2 separate regions of the Homo sapiens genome follow, and region 2 is linked to region 1. Evidence: chromatin loops called from intact Hi-C (ENCODE). Cell type or tissue: PC-3. All regions are shown on one strand.

Region 1 (8,000 bases):
AAAAATAATTTTTGATGATAGATGACCATGATTTGGGTATATAACTGGGAAGGAGTTAAAAGAATTGATTATCTTTGATATAACAAAGCTTTTTCTATTTCAATCATATTTTGTGAACATGTTTTCTCAGCAGGTACATATATAAGAAAGAAAAAATAGAAGTAGAATTGAAGCTAAGCACTGCCTCATTTTAACAATAAGTAATATTCATCCATGTATAGAGAAGAAGGCTGAAAAAAGAAAGCCCTCCTATGTCATTAACAGATGCATTTCCAATAACATTGCATTTTTGTTATTTATTAAAATTCATATTATATTGGCTGGGTGCGGTGGCTCACGCCTATAATCCCAGCACTTTGGGAGGCTGAGGCAGGCTGATCACGAGGTCAACAGATCGAGACCAACCTGGCCAACATGGTGAAACCCTGTCTCTACTAAAAATACACACATTAGCTGGGCCTGGTGGTGTGCGCCTGTAGTCCCACCTACTCGGGAGGTTGAGGCAGGAGAATCGCTTGAACCTGGGAGGCAGAGGTTGTAGTGAGCCAAGATCGTGCCACTGCACTCCAGCCTGGCAACACAGCAAGACTCTGTCTCAAAAAAAATTCATATTATGATATTTTGATCAATAAAATTGTTTTAATGAATAATATAGAAATTGTTTTTTAACACTTAGAGCTAATGATCACAGGAGGTTTTCAGTTAATTTCAATACCTACACAGTTTTATTACAGTGACTATAATAAGCATGAAGACATATTAGAATAAAATTCCATGGGGGAAGTGGGATGGAAATGCAGATCCAAAGAGAAATAAGAACAATATAAAAGTTCTGATGGCCAAAGAAGACCTGGTTGGCATAATTTTTAAACAAGTGATGGTGGCTAACACATTGTTATAGTATGTATGTTTCACTGGACACATTAAGGAGTATTATTACAATTTTATAACTGTCAAATTTTCAGTATGCCAGAGATTGTACTTTTTGTGATTACTGTTTAAATTCCTGATTTAAAAAAGTGTAGTTGTCAATGTGCTCACACTGCCTCAGCCTCGGCTTAGCCCTCCCCTCGCTGGAATACTCTTCCCCTCCTGGCCAGGACAGTGTGTGCATGGAGGCCCTGGAACTGGTGTGGCCCAGCCATGTACAGAACCCAGGATGGGGCATGTGGTAGGGGTAGGGGCACCCAGGACTTAATGTCTGCATCACAGCTTTGCCAGAGCTGTCCTGACCACACCATTCTCCAACAGCCAAGCAGAGGGAAGTTTCATACCTTCCTTCAGGGATTATGTCCTCCATGTGAGCTGAGGACAGCAACAGGTGGCATCCCTGTTGGGACAAAGAGTCTCCAGGACTTTCAGGCTACAGACCCTTGCAATGTCCTCTACCTTAACCGGTGATGCTTGGATTCCTACAAGAAAGTGTACTAAGGGGCCTGGGCTCACACACATACATGCATACACACACACACACACGTGTATACACACCCACATACCATTTACCCCATCCACTGCACAGCCTACCCTTCCCCCTAGCAAACTCTGGATATGCACTCCAGGGAGAAAGGGAGGGAAGACTTAAGCATACAGGCTAATGGAGAAGACAATCCCTACACAAAGGCTGAGAGAGGGCATCAGAATGCCTACCCCCTCTATCCCCAGTCAAAATGAGGGACAGAATTTGTTTTCTTAAAAAAAATGACGGTTTAAAGGGTCCAGAGCCTGAAATATTTACCATGCTTCTTTAGGACTAGCTGCAACAGAAGAGAACCACTTATATAAATAGCAAGGCCATCATAAAGAAAGCAACGTCTTAGGGAAGAGCAATCCATGAAGGACGCCTGGAGGAAAAGAGATATTTAAATGAGTTTTTGAAGGTGGTTTGAATCTCACAGAGGCTACTAAGCAACAATTCCGATTTTTATTGTCCCCTAGAATGTTCCCTCTGTGGTGAAGAGATAGTATTGAAAATACTAGAGATCGGCTGGAGACAGATAAGCGGAAATTTGGGGAAGGGAAGTGAGAGGGGTGGAGTGGGATGAGAGAAGAAAACTCCTGTCTCAAGTCTAGTAACACTGCCCTACTTCGTTTCATTATCAGAGAAGAACGGGCCTTATAAATGATGACGTTATAAGTCTAAACACCAGCCCCAGGGAAAAGCATCTCAGCTGCCTCGGTAATTATAGATCTGCTTCCTGCCTGCCTTCGAGAGTGATCTATGTGAGCACCGGGAACTGACAAGCAGGAGAACTTTCCTCCAAGACCAGTGAGGTTTTAGCTGTAAAAGCATAACCTGGCACAGTGCTGAGCCTTGTTGGGTTGTCCTGGCTTTGGGCCTCGGTCAGTGAACCCACAGGATGTGGGGCCAGCGGGTCCCTGGACCCAGTGGCACAGCCACGGGGGACCACCAGGCCCACTGCTCAGTCCTCTTCTCCTTGGGTGAAGTGAGCCACAGCAGTGGGTGGTCACCCACTTTCCAGCCCAGTTTGGTCCCTCTCTTCTAGGCACTCTTGGTTCTAGCCCAGCCAGGGGGCTTGCTCTAGCCCAGAACCTCCCTGCCCCTGTGTTGTCCTGCTAAAGCCACTTCCCTCCCAGAAATGCCCTTTGTCTGTACACCCCCATGTCTACCTTCTACCGTTCCGTCAAGCCTTCTCTCTAAAGTCCCCCACCTACCCCCCCGATAAAGCCTTCTCGGAGTCCTTATCCACCCACCCAGCCCTTGAGCTGAAGTCAGCTATCCTCTGAGCTGCAGCCCCTGAGTTCCTGACCTGTAATTCTCTCATGGTTATTTATGTGGTCTGATTGCCCCTCCTAGCCTGGGGCAGGGATTATCAGTTCCTCTTCACTTCAACTCCATGGACATGAGCTGAGCACCTTCAGGGCACCAGGAACTGTGCAGGGTACATTAGTGAGGGCGGGAGACCTGGCCTTACAGCCAGGAGCTAATATCTCCGTAGGAGAACTGAGGCTTAAACAGCCTGGCCAAGGTTGCCAAACAGCCCAGCGCACCACCCTCCATGGCCAAGCTCCACTCTCTCCCTACAGCTGTAGCCCAGAATGTGGTTTAGTACCAGAAGACTGATTTCTCTTTCGCTGTATGCAGACCAACTGTTGACGAGGTGATGGTCCAGGAAGCCGTGGTTGGAAGGAGGTACAGCAAATATTGCTCAGTGCTTAGTCACTGGGCATGGGCCTCCCAGGAATGACAGCTGCACCCTCTGTCATAACATTTTATCTATCTGGAGGCCCAGGAGGGACTCTGGGAGCCAAGATTCCTACTGGCCCCAGCAGAGTACAGGGAGAACATTCAGTTCACAACCAGCAGGTGGTTCCTAACTTTCTGAGAAGGTAATGAAAGTTCTGGATGTTCTCCCCAGAAATGCACAAAAACATATGCACATACTGTTTTGCACACAGCTTCAGGGAATCACCCACCCTCAGAAGCCTATCCATGGAGCCCTGCACTAGTACTTTGATCTAAACTATGGGTCCTTTAGTGTGGGTGCTGAGAAACAATGGGCAAAACATATGTATTCTGGGGAATGGGTGCTCAGAAAATGTTAATGAATGACCTTGACTTTGACCAGGCCAAGATCCTTAATTGTGGTCACTGATGGGTATTTCTTATACTCTCTGCTAGAGCCTGTGTGAGCCCTTAGCTGGAGCTCTCCCAGGGTTCAGGTAGAATAAGCAGCCCACTGCATGGGGGCATCTGTGGGGTTCAGGGAAGGCCCCGCTCCTCAAAAGCCCCTTCCTCGAACAATCTGCCTTTGGACTCACCATCCCTAGAACTCTGCCGTTAGCATAACATCCTTTTGAAGGATCCTTTTGAGTTTACGGAGCCCCTTTGCCCCTCCCAGAAAGAGCTCAGGGGTGAAGGACAGATGTGTACAGAAGAGAAAGGATCTCAGCAAATGAAGGTAGAGAGCAAAGAGACTTCCCAATCTGGACTCAGCCTTCCCTAAGGGTGATATTCAGACCAGGAGCCTGCAGTCTTTAGAAAGTTTGGATTTATCCAAGCTGGAAAGGCTTTCCCAAAAGGGGTGTAGAGGGATGAGGATGCAGATTTATTGGGTTTCTATTATGTGCCAGATGATTTCCACATATTATCTCATTTAATCCTCACAGTGTCAGGAAGAGCAAGTATCATTTTCCGCATTTACAAGTGAGGAAACTGAGGTAAATGTGCCCAAAGTCACACAGCTAGTATGTTGCAGAACCCATAAGCTTTCCTACCATATAATAAATTGAGGGAGTTTTGCTTTATTTTGTTTTAGGACAGAACACAGATTGAGCCTGTGGTCACTTCAGCTGAGAATCAGGGATAATTTGCGGAGACTAAAGTTGCCCTGAATTACCTCAACTTTAGAAACTGGCAAATAGGCAAAAACCCTGTTTCCCATGGAACCAGTACTAGTTTGCACAGTGATCTTGAGAACTAATCATTTTTATTTTTCAGTAGACATACCCTGCAGCTCTTAGGATGCTTATAAAAATCTGGCTGGACACAATGGCTGATGCCTGTAATCCCAGCACTTTGCGGGGCCAAGGCGGGTGGATCACTTGAGGTCAGGAGTTCGAGACCAGCCTGGCCAACATGGTGAAACCCCATCTCTACTAAAAATACAAAAACTAGCTGGGCATGGTGGCGGATGCCTGTAATCCCAGCTACTTGGGAGGCTGAGGCAGGAGAATCGCTTGAATCTGGGAGGAGGATATTGCAGTGAGCCAAGATTACGCCACTGCACTCCAGCCTGGGCAACGGAGTGAGACTCCATCACAAAATATATATATATATATACACATATATATGTGTGTATATATATATATACACACATATATATGTGTATATATATATATATGTGTGTGTGTGTATATATATATATATATATATATATATATATATATATATATATATGAGAAAGTGGAAAGATTTTCCCTAAAGACCTAGGGCCAGGTCTTCCAGAAGCTGGGGATGATGCTGTCACACACACCTCTGCTAGGATGCCGTGTTTGGGAGCCCAGGGGAACTCAGAAGCCAGGCCCCTGCGAATGTGACCAGGGACTTAACTGTCCATACGCTTTATAGTACAAGAAAATCACCAGCCTGGGAAAATATTCACTTCCAACACATTCGTTATTTCAATATTTTTTTTTTGGGAAGTATTTTTATTTACTTTGCCTCTTTGGCTTCTCCTGTTATTTTCAAAAACAAGCATACTCCCATAAATGTGATAGTCATCATGGACATAGCAGCTAACATCCAGGAATCTACTGCAGACTAAAAAGCACTTTCCTTTGAAAGAAAAATTATGATTATGGAACATCATCAAGGCTTTATAAGACAGTCAGTGTTCACATGGACACAGGGAGGGGAACATCACACACCAGGGCCTGTTGCGGGGTAGGGGGCAAGGGGAGGGAGAGCATTAGGACAAATACCTAATGCATGAGGGGCTTAAAACCTAGATGACGGGTTGATGGGTGCGGCAAACCACTATGGCACATATATACCTATGTAACAAACCTGCACATTCTGCACATGTATACCAGAACTTAAAGTAAAAAAAAAAAAAAAAAAAAAAAAAAAGAGTCAGTATTGAAATAAAGATTTTTTTTTTTGTAATAAGCAACTTTTAGTATGTATATTTCCTCCTGTTTCTCTTATGGATAAATTTATTTTTAACTAGATGTTTTAAAATAAATCACTCTCCTAGTGACCTCATTAGACAGGAAAATAGGGACCAACCAGGGCATCTACATGCAAATAAATATTTTTGCACACTAATATTTGCAAACTAATGACTTTTGAGGTCAGTTAGAGAGGTTTCTCAGGCAAAACCATCTGGATAACCTCTCCAAAAAACAAAACCTTTTCCTACTTAATAGAAGGTTCTGCAGTAAACATTCTTGGCACCTCAAGTTGTCTTGTTGCTAATCAGCTATTATTATAGGGGTTCACTGCAGAACAATGTCCTAAAAGCTCTTTATCTCAGTTACATAAGCAGAATGGCATTTCAAAATCTCATTTTTAAAAGGCATTAGTCACCAGTATAACAAAACACATGCTCTGTACCAATAAAATTTAATGTTCAATAAAAAATGCTTGTTTACGTGCATTTTTATATGCCTCTATATAAAAGAAACCATGTTTTCATGAGATGAAGTATTTTCCTTAGGTCAGTGGACACTCCCTCCCATTTCTCTGTCAAAACCCATCCCATCTCATTGTCATCTTCCCTGGAAAGAAGGCAGAAATTCAAGAGAGGAGGAGGAGCAGATTCGGGAGTTATAACTTTGTGATTTGAAGCTAAACGGTAGCTCTGCCTCCCTGCTCACCTGACCCAGTCTGATATGAGTAACTACTGCAGGCAGATAGTTAGAACAAGCTTCATCACATCTCTGCACCCAAACCCACCAGGTTGTGAACCTGCAAGAGGGTCCCCTTCCTCTACGCCAGCAGTAAAGAGAGAACCAGAGCATGCATGAGGACAAGAACAATGATAAAGGGTGGTTTACTTTATTTTTTTTACATTCCCTTTGTTATTCTTAAGTCCAGAGGAATCAATCAAAACAACTGCTTGTTAAATTAAACATTTGCTCCATCCAAAATACTTGACTTGTATGAAGTAGGGTAATAGTTCACTTTAAGCCACTATAGCTCTATTTGATATCTTTAGGCTAAAATTTCTCCTTCAGTCTAATTTAAACTTCCTAATTGAAGTTTATGGACTAGCAGTATCTAATTTTTGCCTGTGTTACTAGGTTTGATGTATTTCTTACACGCATTCAGAATTCACATAGCACAGCATTGTAAAGATAATACTAGGTCATTCACAGACTTGTCTTATGTGCTTAGCAACCATGGGAAAAGGTGGTCAGACTTAAGGGTAGGATCTTGTAGGTAATATTTTTCTTTTTGGTACTATAAACAAAAATGTGTTGTATTAAGTAGTATTTAATTCTAAGAGCTTAAAATTTTATTCAATAACAGGTTAAATGATTCATTAGATACCAAAACCCTAACAAATAAAAGCATTTTAAAATTAAGCTTCATAGTAACAGAGTGGAATCATGAGGACAGAGAAATATGTCCTGGCAACTATTTTTTGTGTTGGCAAACAAGTCCAGCTCCGACTAACTCTTCCTTTTCCTTGCCTGAAAGCCTTTTCAAATTCTAGACAAACTACTTCTCTGTCAGAGTTCAGAAAAAGAATGGAAAAACAAAGCTAAGCTGACACCATTTTTTGCCCATGATGTCATTTTCTGTCTTCCAAAGCCTGTGGGTCTGATTTTGATGTCAGGGTGCGTAACTCCACAGTGACAGCCCCAAATGTATTTGGAGGGGGAAATAGCCTTTCAGCTCCGTGGCATTTTCCCCACGAAGACAAATATAGCCCGGGCTGAAATCACTTAGTGTCAATCAAGGTAACCAGATCAGCTCAGCATTAGTAATGAATTTGGTCACGTGCCCCCACAGAGAGCAGAGTGTGAGATAGCTGAGCACTTGTTCCATGTGACACCCACTGGCTTCTATGTCAGGCCACAGCTCTCCCAGCCTAGCTAGGAAGCAACATGGTAATTTAATCTGCCACCCACTCTAATTACCAAACTCAGAGAATTATCAGGGCTGCCAGGAAAGGGTTTTCAGAGCACTGGGTCTAGGCTTGGTGGCTGGTATGCAAGTCATGCCTGGGGTTGTCATTAGGTTTTGTGGGGTCCAAGGTTTATACAACTTGAGGTCTCTTTTTAAGGAAAAGAATACAAAACTACAAATACAAAATTAGGAGCAGGGCCTGGGAAGGGGACAGTGGAAGTGAGAGGCCCAGAAGCTTGTTTCATTAGCATCATGGTAAAGCCACCTCTGGTTGTCATGGAAACCTAAAGATCATTAGCCTTTTGCCTGTGTCCTGGATTCTGAATTGACTCCATGTTGGTCCATCCTCTCTACTCTTCTGTAATCTTTTGTAGTTTCCCATGTTTCCTCACTTGAAGATGAA
Region 2 (8,000 bases), 120 kb after region 1:
ACAGTAACAAGGATGCAGGCACAGAAAATTGAGCCCCAGATCTGGGTCTGGATGAGGGACTTTTCTTGGCCAGTTTGCATACCAGTTCTGATTAGTTGGCAGTGAGTCCTGGGGCCTAAGGCTGAACAAGATTCTGGTTCTACCTGCTCTTGCAACCTCATCTCTGCCCTTTTTGCTCCTGGAAGACTGGGCTCCTCATGGTTTCCACCACACACTTTGTATATTCTCCACTCTATTCCTTGGCTCTCCTCTGCCTTCTTTTCTCCCACTCCTCATCTCAACATCTGGAATGGAAAGCCCTCCTCACTCTTCTTAGCTTCTTTACGTCTGGCCTTTTCTTCTTGACTCAACTGGTTGGATGCCCCCAACACTTGATTCACCTAAGACTCTAGGAATCTAAGACAAGATTCTAAGACTGATTCCAGAAAAAGACTTTAATGATTGATTGCAAATGTCATCCCAGGCATAGGAGGGAAGAGTAATGGCTTAAATGGCTTGACTATTTCCAAACCAGCAACAAGGTTTGCCTGTAGAACTGGGGCCAGGGTCAGAATGGGAAGAGAATCAAATGGTACCTGAAGTTATTGAGTCCTGATGCGGGACCAGAGTTGCATCAATTCCTCCTGCCGGAGGACAGGACTCATCTGCATAGAAGTGTATACCAGAAATTTAAACTATGAGATGTTGGGGAAAGTGCCTAAAATCCCAATGCTCTCTTCTTCAACTCACCAGTACTTCATTGAAATAGAAGCTGACCTCCTTCAGAACTCGTCAGATTCAATGGATGCAAAGATAATGGGCTTGTCCTTTTTTTCTTGGGATATACTTCTATATGGGGCAGATGGCAACATACTGAACTTGTAGGGGTTATGGGGGGAGAGACTGCCAAAGCTGGACGATCAGGCAGAACTCAACAACCACAGTCTTCAGGCCAAAATGAGCTTCTGGCCATTTATAATTCCTCCAAATTGTAGTGATGCTTGACGTTCCTCAGTTTAAGTGGCAAATTTATGCAATCGGGAAGCATTCTGCAGAAGCAATTGTTGCAGTGAACAAAAAGAGAATTCCAGCTGTTTCAGGTCAATAAAACAAAACAGAACAAAAAACTTACAAAAACCAGGGGACAGGGAAGGGAGATGAAATGAGGATGGAAATGGTAATAAAGAGATTCACTTCCATAATAAGTAACTGGCAAAATATTTGAAATGTATTTATGTATATTTAAAAGCTTCATACCACTACTTGGAAGGTTATCCTGCATGGGAAACCTGTGATAGAAACTGATCGCGTTTTCTCTGAATGACTTTATTGTAAAAAAAAATGTACATTCTTAATGAGGCAAGGGAAGGCGGGAGGATGGACCACAGCAAGAAGGAAGGCAGAGCATCCTGAGGAGTTTGGAGTAGGATTTTATGCAAATCTAATCAGTTAACAAATCAAATCACAATTATTTAACCCATTATCACTGGTCCAGAGTAATGCCAGGCATATTATTCTTATCAACCCCTCACCCTGTCAAGCCCAGGAAAAAATACGTGTGTTTACTTTTATTATTATGCATCCTGTGATGAGCGCCACAGTTGCTAAGTGCATGCAGCACCTTTAACTAAAGAAACTAATTGCAAGCCACTTTCAATATCTCTTGTTTTTTAATTTAATGTCCTCAGAGAGATATAATTGGGCTGGAGGGAAGAATTTTCACTGAAGTCATGAATTTGCTATATAAATACAAACAAGAAAGAAAGCTAATACAGTAAGGGAATATGGGATTAATTTTGAAATTGTCTGATTAGTGGATTGCTGCCCATCAATAATTGCCTTATATTTTCCCAAGGCCCTCTCTTTATTGGAGTCTGGCACCGCATCTGCCCACAGTCTGTCAATCAGCCTGTGCAGCTGGGAGGGTCTGGGGAGACCACAATTGGAAGCCTGCTGGGGCACCTTGTTAGACAAAGCAATATATCCCAGACGTGAAAACACTCCCATCTCAACTCAGCTGCTAACATCTTTACACTCAATCCTCCTGCCTTGGAGCAGGACCTCAATGTGACTAAGTCTGATTTTTAAAAAGGAAAAGAAAAAGTCACAACTGCCTGTTTACATGTATTTTACAGGCCTGGGCTCTACTGGAATTGGAGGTCAGAAACACCTTCCCCCTTGCAGTCGCTAAGTTGCCTAGTAACATCCTTGAGAAGAGCTCTGCAACAGCTGGAATTTTTAAAGCAACATCGGCGTCATGGGGGACACCTAAACACGCTTCAGACATTTAAAAATTAAGAAATATGATCAGAAGGGCTATGAGCAAGTGTGCAGATGGTGGGTTTCTAGCTTAATCAATGCCTAAGATCTGGAATGTTCCTTAAGCTCCAAGAACATTTCCCATCTATCCTCCCCAGGCCTGGTGCTCCCAGGTCCTTAAAGACATGATCACAGAGAAGATAGGAGGGTCTGTTGACTGAACTCACCATAAACATCTTTTCAAACCACATGCACACACACACACACACACACACACACACACACACACACACACACACAAAGCTGCAGCCCTGCTAATGATATGTTTATGCCATGCCCATTTCCAGAAATATTTATTTCTCTCTACCTTGCCAGCAATCAGTCAAAATACACAAAAATGGATTTGCATGTAAAGATGCTTCATTTAGAAGACCAAAAATATGATAATAGAACAAAGATGGCCCAGAGCATGCTTTTTTGTTTTGTTTTCTTATCTTCTACTGTTTTCCTTTTCTGTTTGGTAAGCTGAGCATTTGTTTTAAATTGGGATTTTGTCCTTGTGAGGTAGGAAATAAAATGATCTGGAGCCAAGGTACCTAAACATGAGTTTATTAGTGTCAACCAAAAAGTGACTGAGGCAGATGTCAATTGATTTAGAGGCTGATTTGGCCAAGGTTGAGGATGCACCCAGGAAAGAGACACATGGGTCCCAGTAGGATCTGTGTCCTGCGCTTTTTCCAAAGAGGGTTTTGAGGACTTTGATATTTAAAGAGGAGAGGGAGAAGGAAGTGGAGGAGGAAAGGAAAAAAAGGCGAGAGGGCAGGCAATGAGGCAAGTGGTCACATTCTTGTGAGGCTCTGATTGGCACTCAGTAAAGCTACATTTTACATGTGAGAAGAACGGAGTGGTGGGGAAGTCAAGCATGCATTCCTATCTTGCTCAGTAGATCTACATTCTACATGAGATAAAGTAAACATATAAAACTACAGCTGTTTGGGAACAGAAGGAAGGTAGCTTTTTGCATGACTCAGTTCCCAAGCTTAACTTTCCCTTTGATATAGTGAGTTTGGGATCCTGAGATTTTATTTTCCTTTCACATTAGTCATTGAAAGGCAATTTCCTTTCCTCATCACAGGGGCAGAGGTCTAAAGGACAGAGCTAGCTGCAATCCAGGCCTGCGTGGTAAGAAAGCCAGCCCCTGGAACACTGAATGGCTCACATCCATGTTCACCACAGAAACCTTAGGAATCATCCATTCCTTCCTTCTACTTTCCATTTGGTTTTCAGCCTTGAAGTTGGTCACACCTTCCTCCAGTGTGTCTTCCTCCTGTGTGACTAACGAGAGCAGGTGCTGGTGCTTGGAGCACTAAAATCACCCCTGGTTGGCCAGGTGCGGTGGCTCACGCCTGTAATCCCAACACTTTGGGAGGCCAAGGCAGGTGGATCACGAGGTCAGGAGATCGGGACCGTCCTGGCTAACACGGTAAAACCCCATCTCTACTAAAAACACAAAAAATTAACCCAGCGTGGTGGTGGGCGCCTGTAGTCCCAGCTACTTGGGAGGCTGAGGCAGGAGAATCACTTGAACCCAGGAGGCGAAGGTTGCAGTGAGCCAAGATTGCGCCACTGCACTCCAGCCTGGGCGATAGAGTGAGAGTCCATCTCAAAAATAAATAAATAAATAAAATCACCCCAGGTGGACAGCTCAGTGCCCCGGGGTACACACTTACTGTGGCCTTGCCAATTAGCAGGCCTGGGGCCAGTCTGACATTGTACATCTCCTGTTGGGAGAGAACATGAATATTTAAATCAGAGTTGTTGTGAAGCTTAAGAGATAGAAGGCAGGTGGAAACACATTTTCAGCTCTAGTCTAGAGCGTTCTGTCAAAGTAAGGTGATTTTTTTTATTACTAATTCTTTTCATGACTGGTCATAAGAGTGTTATCAAGGCAGCCGCCTTGGCTGTTTGCTTTGCTTTGGGTGAGTGGGCAGCCACCAGCTTAGGTCACAGGTCCATGGGACTTGTACTTACAATAATGAACTTCCCAGGTGCTGGGCTTGTGGCCCCAGGATGAAGGAGTCTTCCCTGCCTCTGTTTCTCTTTTCAAATATGCTGCCCTTCTAAGGCCTGTCAGACATTGGGCCACTTCTCACTCTGGCTTAAAGGAAATCACAATTTCTTTTCCTTACGAGTTCAAACCTCCAGAAGAGCAAAGCAGCGGCAGGCAAAGTCCTTCTCTCCAGGTACCAAGTTGGCTTTTGGGACCTCTGTAGTGTGTACCTGCTATCCCTGCAAGATGTCCTCAACTTTTTCACAGGCTGATCCCAACACCCTGAGGGGGGCTGAATCTTCTACTTTTTCACATTCTTTCCTCACTTGCAATGCTTCTCTTTTTTCTCTGGGGCCCAAGCCTGCCCTTCTTTAAAGCCACCCCTGACCTCATGGCTTCCAACTGCATCTCCCTCCACTTTCTCCAACCACACTAGCCCTTACTCATCTCCTCCTCCCTGAATCTTGCAGCATTCATGGTTGGTAAAGGTCACTGGACAATGATGACCCTCTATGGTCTTGTTCCTTTCACATTTGTTGAAAATTCTCTATGTGCTAAGCACTGTGCCAGGGCAGATCCAAGCAAGAATATATAAAGTTATACTGTTCCTCATTTTATGCTAGCAATTTTCAATTGCCTGGCCTGATTCTAAGCTCCTAGAGGGCAGGAACCATGTCTTATACTGTATTTTGCAAGGTTCATAGTATCTGTCAATAAATATAGAGTGAATGACTCAGCGACAACCAGTGTTTGGAGAGATCCAAGGAGTGAGCTTAAACCACAGAGAAAATGATCTTGAAAATCAAAATGTTGGTTCCCCAGTCAGGACAGCAACGTCCCTTGCCTCCTAGATGGCCCGCCCCATATTACCAAACACATGGCATTGGGGAAAATCAAAGTGTCACAAAATAGTCATGTCTCCTGTCACAAAATAATCAACTCTGTGGTTCAGGTATAACATGGAAACAGTACTAGGACTGGAGCCATCAGTGTGTTCATTCTAGGTCCAGACACAGGCTCCGTGCTTGTGAAGAGAACCCAGGGCTTCTGACTAGAGCACAAGAAGGCCACCAGGACCTGGGCCAGGGACTAGATCCGTGAGATCTCCAAAGTCCCCATGGGCAGAAGCCTTAAGCCACCAAGATGTAAAACTTGATCCTGGATGGGGGGCTAGGAAACCAAGTGGAGATTCCCACAAAACCATGAGACCAGGAAGGGTGAGCTCAGGTGAGGTCTTCACTTCCAGGTTTGTAAGTGTTGGAGAGCCCTATGGCTGTCCTTGGACCTATCCTCTTCTCCACCTCCCTGAGTAACTCTGTCCAGTCCCATGGCCCTCATCTGATCAACGATGATGCCTATATTTACAGCTCCAGACCCAGACTCTTCCTGAGCTCCAGATACTTGGATATCGGATAAGTATCCCAAAGTCAACACGTCCAAAACACATCTCATGATTCCTATCCCAAACCAGCTCCCTCTCCACATTTCCCTTTCTCAGGAAATAGCATTGCTGTTCAGCCACTCTGGCCAAAATCCTAGGAGTCATTTTTGAGTACTCACTTTTCTCTCACACCCCATATGCAATCCTTCAGCAAGTTCCGTTGGCTCCATACTCAAAAGATACGCTGAATTTGATGGCTTCTCATGACCTTGACCACTACGGCAGTGTATGAAGCCAGCCAACCCCACCTGCCTGGGCTACTGCTGCCGTTTCGTGCGTCTTCTTGCTTCCTCCTTTCTCCTCACTAGTCTGTTCTCCACACAGCAGTCATAGTGATGTTTGAAAACCATAAATCAAACCATGTCACTCCACTACTCAAAATCCTCTCGTGGCTTTACTGTATGCCTAGAATAAGATCCCAAACTCCTCCTGTGGACTACAATGCCCCGCCCAGTGTGGCCTCATTTCCTGCCATGCCTTCCTTGCATACTGTGCTCTGGTCACTTTGACCTTCTTGCTTTTCCTTGAGCCCTGTTTCTTGCCTCTGGACCTTTCTACCTCCTCAGTGTTCTTCTCCTGGGTCTTTGTATAGTTCCAACCTCATTTCACTCTCGTGTCCACCGAAATACCTTCCAAAGAGGATCTAGCCCATCTACTCTCCCTTCCCCATGTCCTCATCACTCTTCACCCCCTTTCCTTGTTCATTTTTCTTCATTGTCACTAACTGAAACTATCTATTTTGCTGTCGTTGTTGACATCTTTCCCATATCAGACCCATGAGGGTAGATATTTTGTCTTTTTTGTTATTTGTTATATCCTTAGGGCTTGAATCGTGTTTGGTACATAAGAGGCACTCAAGGAATATTTGCTGAGTAAATTAGTGAATGGATAAATAACCTCTAAACTTAATGCCATATTACTATACTTATGATCACGTACGTAGTAACTCTCATGGAGTAATTTTTAAAACTAAAAGCCCTAGATTTGTAGGAAGGCCTTTCTTTGTGGGGGAAAAATGGTCCCCAAAAGAAACCAAAACAGTAGAGTTGCTAACAGGACAGTGCAGATGATAAAGAGAATGACTAGTTGCCTTCATAAAGCAAAACTCAGGTTTTGCAAGGTTGAGAAAGTGTGGCTGGGCCTTTCCTCCTCCGCCTCATTCTTGTCTCAAAGTTCCCCTACCCCTGCCCCAAGACCTCTGAACTATTAACACTTGCACCCTAGCTCCAATTTCTTACAGCAGAACTGAGACCACACTGGATCATTTCAACAAGACTTCACCAACTCAGGGAAACTGAAAGAAATGCTTGGTATACAGTGAGCCGGGTGCTGTGAGAGGGCACAGGGGAGGAGGAGGAGGAAAGAGCTCTGGCAATGTCCTTCCCTGAGGGCCAGGCTCACTGGCATTGCAGGATGGCCACTTTGGAGAAGACAATGTAAGGTTTGGGAGGTAGAAGGAGGACTTCAAAATGGAGATGGGAAGGTGCTTATACTTCTAATTGTTTATGTCCATCTTCCTCACCACTCATGAGAGATGAAAACTTGAATCCCAGTTTTTACAAGAAAACACCGTGCTTGGAGGCAGGAGTGGCAACAGGTCTGAGTGCCGCAAAGCTGGTGCTTTTTAATCACCTTGGATCCCCATTCCACGAGGACCCATGGAACCAAGGGCCACTTCTCCAGCTGGGGCCTGAGGAACACCGGAAGTGTCCACTTACAGTCTATGGCTTTAAAAAGCCTACAAACATGTGTGCTGGCTTGTTTTAAAATAAATGGTGTCACCCCTGGTTCCCCATGATTCTCACACCAAAGTGGGAGTGGGGGAGCCCGCAGGGGAAGGAAAGCTCTGAAGCAAAGCTGCTCCCTAACCATAAGGCCAGAACCCAGCTAGAAACATGACTGATGATGTGATAAGAGGGTGCCTGAACCATACGGAATGGAGAACAGGAATTCCAAGGTAACTGGCTGCATCTTAGGAACACAGTTTCCATTTACCCACTTGGAACAGAACAATCTGCAGCATAAAAGGAAAGTAAAATTTGGCAGGGCTCATTGTAAGCTGGTGAGGAGGCATGAGTGGAGAGAATTCCTAAAAGAGATCCTAACTTAATCAATCACTTGAAGCAGGAGGCAAAAAGCTGCTTTCAGAAATAGATCAAAAGGGTTGGATTGGCCCAGGCGTGCACACACCGTATCAATCTCTGGCCCAACCGTGCGAGGCCCCAGGCATCACCTCACAAGCGTGCACAGAGCAGCCTGGTTTTATTTGTA

Evidence for each region. A loop is a pair of places that touch in the nucleus more often than their neighbours do. Peaks named below come from ENCODE experiments on the same cell type or tissue, not always from the same donor. Only the 100,000 strongest peaks of a DNase experiment are listed, where the experiment ranks them.
Region 2: a loop joins it to region 1, with 2.0 times the contacts of the local background. A loop is called at or near these places in 1 of 110 quality-filtered maps.

Annotation. Positions count from the first base shown.
Region 1 is chr2:45,235,141-45,243,140 of GRCh38, forward strand. All of the region lies in intron 1 of LINC01121 (long intergenic non-protein coding RNA 1121), which reads right to left. Among named protein-coding and RNA genes, the nearest start is that of LINC01121, 16 kb to the right of the region's middle. In PC-3, CTCF peaks have their summits at 3,327 (motif pointing right) and 3,531; DNase peaks (open chromatin) are centred at 3,181 and 6,221; H3K4me3 peaks cover 299 bases; H3K27ac peaks cover 6,115 bases.
Region 2 is chr2:45,350,780-45,358,779 of GRCh38, forward strand. No RefSeq gene overlaps it. Among named protein-coding and RNA genes, the nearest start is that of LINC01121, 100 kb to the left of the region's middle. In PC-3, no CTCF peak of the experiment used is centred here; a DNase peak (open chromatin) is centred at 3,312; H3K27ac peaks cover 3,448 bases.